Linked DNA regions of Homo sapiens: region 2 is linked to region 1. Evidence: read pairs that join two places in POLR2A ChIA-PET (ENCODE). Cell type or tissue: GM12878. All regions are shown on one strand.

Region 1 (2,500 bases):
TTGTGTGCTCACATACATTGTAACATTTTAATTCTCACCATAACTTTGTGAGGAGGAAATTTAAAACTCAAAGAAATTAAATGACTTGCCTAAAGTCACAATCCTCTAACTTGAATTTGGGTCTTTTGACTTTCCGCATCCCATACTGAGTCTTCAACACATTTTCAACACTTTTTTTTACTCAATTTCTTTCTCTCCAGTGGAAAATAAATGGACATCATGTTACACAGCTAAGGGCCCTCTTTGGAGAGGCCAGCCATTCCAAGTTAATAAGTTTATGCCATGCAGCCTTTCACTGCCTTTGCCAAGAATTCCCCTAACACGCAAGTACAGCTGCCCTTGTTTGTATCCCTTTCACCCTACCCTCAAATAGCAATACACTGCAGTTAAAGAAACTTTAGGGGACTGTGTGCAGTGGTACACACCTGTAATCCCAGCACTTTGGGAGGCCAAGGCAGGAGAATTTCTTGAAGCCAGGAGTTCGAGACAAGCATGGGCAACAAAGCAAGACCCTATCTCTACAAAAAATTTAAAAATTAGTTGGGCATGGTGGCATGTGCTTTTAGTTCGTCCCAGCTACTTGAGAGGCTGAGGCAGGAGGATCACTTGAGCCCAGGTGTTTGAGGCTGCAGTGATCTATGATGGTGCCACTGCATCATGGTGATGTCACCCTGTCATCATGGAGAGCAAGACCCTGTCTCAAAAAAAAAAAAAAAAAATCTGGAAGGAAGTCTTTTGTTTTTTCTTTTCTTTTCTTTTCTTTTTTTTGAGACAGAGTCTTGCTCTGTCACCCAGGATGGAGTGCAGTGGTGCAATCTCGGCTCACTGCAACCTCCACCTCCCAGGTTCAAGCAGTTCTCCTCCCTCAGCCTCCTGAGTAGCTGGGACTACAGGCGCCTGCCACCATGCCTGGCTAATTTTTGTATTTTTTTTTTTTTTTTTTTTTAGTAGAGGCAGGGTTTCATCATGTTGGCCAGGCTGTTCTTGAACTCCTGACCTCAGGTGATCCGCCCGCCTCGGCCTCCCAAAGTGCTAGGATTACAGGTGTTGAGCCAGCTTCCCAGCCCAGCTGGGAAGGAAGTCTTTTTTTTTTTTTTTGAGACAGAGTCTCTCTCTGTCGCCCAGGCTGGAGTGCAGTGGCGTGATCTCGGCTCACTGCAGCCTCTGCCTCCCAGGTTCAAGCAATTCTCCTGCCTCAGCCTCCCAAGTAGCTGGGATTACAGGCACATGCCGCCACAGCTGGCTAATTTTTAAATTTTTAGTAGAGACGGCGTTCACCATGTTGGCCAGGATGGGCCTGATCTCCTGACCTCATGATCTGCCCACCTCGGCAGGAAGTCTTAATTTAGCCTCCAACCATCTCCTTTCCACTCTATCGTGGGAATGTCAGAGTGCCCTCTTCTGGTGAGAGGGAGATATTTTGTCAATTTTCCCTATTTAGAAATGGAATATTTTCACTTGAAGATTTTTTGTACGTCACTATGTTGGATGCTGTGGAGTAGATTCCAGAATTAATCTTACTCATTAGACATGATCAGTTCTTACCTTTAAGGAGCAATGACTTCCAGGCCAGGCATGGTGTCTCATGCCTGTAATCCCATCACTTTGGAAGGCCAAGGAGGGTGGATCACTTGAGGCCAGGAGTTCGAGACCAGCCAGCCTGGCCAACATGGCAAAACCCCATCTCTACTAAAAATACAAAAATTAGCTGGGCATGGGGGTGCACATCTGTAATCCCAGCTACTTGGAAGGCTGAGGCATGAGAATTGCTTGAACCCAGGAGGCAGAGGTTGCAGTGAGCCGAGATTGCGCCACTGCACTCCAGCCTGGGCAACATAGCGAGACTGTCTCAAAACAAAAAAAAAGGAGCAATGACTTCCGCCTTCATACAGGCTGAGGTTTTTAATTCAAAAGTCCTTAACTTTTATTATGTTATTGGTCTCTCTGGCTGTTTCTCCTAGTGTCTGCCAGGGGCACTTGGCCTTAAAATTTCCAGTGGGGTATAGATATTGCAGAAACCAGCTCCAAGAAGCACTGTAGCCTATGGTGGTGCTGGGTACTGCGGGGCATTTTTTCTCCTGCATGTACATGTAGGTATACTTGTATGTGCATTTTTGTGTGTATCCTTTGTGGCATGTCCTTATATCTATTGGGTCACTGTGGTTACATCTATTCATCTTCAAATGCAAGATCTTTGAACCATAAACAAATCAAGTGAAAAGAATTTTTCATTACCTACTCTGTCATACTAGGTTAATTTAAGTAAACTAAAACAACAGTTCTGGAAGTTGGCAACACTAGAAATCTGGACCAGGGTTAGAAGAAAGAGATAATTAATGTAGGCTTCCCACGTCAAAAGAAATGGAGAATCCCTCTTTATCGTCTGTTTTCCTTGCTTCTTTGGAATTTTCTCAGTTTTATCTCCTTTGTTCTTAGTTACCCTGGTTGATCCTAGGCTTCTGACTGACCCCTTGTACTTTTCCTAGATAGTGGTATCTTG
Region 2 (2,500 bases), 160 kb after region 1:
GTGCCCTTTGTGGTGGCTGAGCGGGTGCCCTGGGAGAAGATGTGTGAAACTCTGAACCTGAAGTTCATGGCTGAGGTGGGGACCAACCGGGGGCTGCTCCCAGAGCACTTCCTCTTCCTGGCCCAGAAGATCTTCAATGACAACAGCCTCAGTATGGAGGCCTTCCAGCACCGTTCTGTGTCCTGGTCGCAGTTCAACAAGGTCATTCTCCTGCCCTTTGGACCTCCCACCCCCAAGCTCTTCATCCCTGGGGCACTCAGGGCCTGCTCAGCCTCCATGCAGGGACCTTCCACTGGATTCTCCACAGTGCCCCCTCAGGTCCTTTAGGAAGGCCTGTCATGGACCAGGGAGGAAAAACCCCAGGCCTGGGGGTTGGCTCTGGAGATGCGTTCTCTGACATCCCTGAGGTTTTGGTCTGGGGGCCATCTGTCCTTCCTCTTTACCAGTGACTTGCATGACTCACCCAGGTTGTGTGTAAACAGAGCTCTGATTCAAAGTGACTTTGACCTGTTGGAAAAATAGTTCCTGGCCGGGCACAGCGGCTCATGCCTGTAATCCCAGTCTTTGACATGCCGGGGTGGGTGGATCACCTGAGGTCAGGAGTTTGAGACCAGCCTGGCCAACATGGTGAAACTCCATCTCTACTAAAAATACAAAAATTAGCCAGTTGCGGTGGCACATGCCTGTAATCCCAGCTACATGGGAGGCTGACGCAGGAGAATTGCTTGAACCCAGGAGGTGGAGGTTGCAGTGAGCTGAGATCATACCACTGCACTCAAGCCTGGGTGACAGAGCAAGACTCTGTCTCAAAAAAAAAAAAAAAAAAAGGCCAGGCATGGTGGTTCATGCCTGTAATCCCAGCACTTTGGGAGGCCGAGACGGATAGATCACCTGAGGTCAGGAGTTCGAGACCAGCCTGGCCAACATGGCAAAACCCCGTCTCTACTAAAAACAAAAAAATAGCCAGGAGTGGTCGTTTGCGTCTGTAATCCCAGCTACTCGGCTGAGGCAGGAGGTGAACCCAGGAGGTAGAGGCTGCAGGGAAGATGAAACCATTGCACTCCAGCCTGGGCAAGACTCTGTATCAAAAAAAAAAAAAAAAAAGGCTAGGTGTGGTGGCTCACACCTGTAATCCCAGCACTTTGGGAGGCTGAGGCGGGCGGATCACAAGGTCAAGAGATCGAGACCATCCTGACCAACATGGTGAAACCCCGTCTCTACTAAAAATACAAAAATTACCTGGGCATGGTGGCGCATGCCTGTAGTCCCAACTACTCGGGAGGCTGAGGCAGGAGAATCACTTGAACCTGGGAGGCAGAGGTTGCAGCGAGCCAAGATTGTGCCACTGCACTCCAGCCTGCCAACAGAATGAGATTCTGTCTAAAAAAAAAAAGAAAGAAAGAAAGAAAGAAAAAGAATTCCTGTTGCAAAAACTGAACAAAATCCCACAGGGACATGTGCAGTAATACCAGCTACCACGTGTTGACAGCTTATATGCCAGGCGCTGTGCTTAACACCTTATGTATGTTATCTCACTTAATCCTCCCAACATCTCTTTGAGGTAGATACTATTATTATCCCCATTTTACAGATGAGGAATCTGATGCTCAGAGGGTTATGTAGTTTGTTCAAGTTCCCAAAGCAGGTGAGTGCCATGGCTAGGAGAGAACCACATATTTCTGACTCTTGCTCTTTTATTTTATGTTATATTATGTTATTTTATGTTTTGGTTTTTTTTTCTTTTCTTTCTTTCTTTCTTTCTTTCTTTCTTTCTTTCTTTCTTTCTTTCTCTTTCTTTCTTTCTTTCTTTCTTTCTTTCTTTCTTTCTTTCTTTCTTTCTTTCTTTCTTTCTCTTTCTCTTTCTCTCTTTTTCTTTCTTTTGTGTGAGACAGAATCTTTAAAGAGAAGAAAGAAATGCTCATGTGACCAGAGGGTGTGTTAGCTAAAGGGAGCAAGACAGTCACACCCAGCAGGTTACCTTCCTTTGGGCGTCACCTCTGCCACACCTCCTTAGGGAGAGGGTGTAGCATAGTAGTTAAGAGGGGCTCCAGGGCCAGAATGCCTGGGTTTAAATCCTAGCTCTGCCTCTTACCAGCTATGTAGACCTGGGCAAGTCATTCGACGTTTTTGGACTTCCATTTCTTCATCTGTAAGATGGAATTATTATAATCCCTACTTCCATAGCCTGGTAAAGAGCAAATAAATATATGGAAAGGCTTGAAATAGTGGCTGGCACGTGTAAGCATTAGGATTGGTCGTTGTCATTGATGGAGTCTCAGGTTCGGTCTGATCCTCAGCCCTGTGATTCTGTCGTGAGGGCACTCACAGCTCACTGCCTGCCCTAAACAGGCTCCAGCTCTGGCCCTCCCTCGGCTCACACCTTTCCCCCTCTCCCCCTAGGAGATCCTGCTGGGCCGTGGCTTCACCTTTTGGCAGTGGTTTGATGGTGTCCTGGACCTCACCAAACGCTGTCTCCGGAGCTACTGGTCTGACCGGTGAG

Evidence for each region. ChIA-PET counts read pairs that join two places held together with the same protein. Peaks named below come from ENCODE experiments on the same cell type or tissue, not always from the same donor. Only the 100,000 strongest peaks of a DNase experiment are listed, where the experiment ranks them.
Region 2: POLR2A ChIA-PET joins it to region 1 with 5 read pairs; 2 of 35 experiments call an interaction of 5 or more read pairs at or near these places.

Annotation. Positions count from the first base shown.
Region 1 is chr12:57,262,840-57,265,339 of GRCh38, reverse strand. All of the region lies in intron 19 of R3HDM2 (R3H domain containing 2), which reads left to right. Among named protein-coding and RNA genes, the nearest start is that of STAC3, 13 kb to the right of the region's middle. RefSeq lists an enhancer at 1,260-1,554. In GM12878, a CTCF peak has its summit at 1,406 (motif pointing left); a DNase peak (open chromatin) is centred at 1,362; H3K27ac peaks cover 575 bases.
Region 2 is chr12:57,099,991-57,102,490 of GRCh38, reverse strand. It overlaps STAT6 (signal transducer and activator of transcription 6), which reads left to right. Exons shown (of 22, transcript NM_003153.5): 13 at 1-201; 14 at 2,401-2,495. Among named protein-coding and RNA genes, the nearest start is that of STAT6, 10 kb to the left of the region's middle. RefSeq lists enhancers at 1-165, 166-666, 1,949-2,471. In GM12878, no CTCF peak of the experiment used is centred here; no DNase peak of the experiment used is centred here.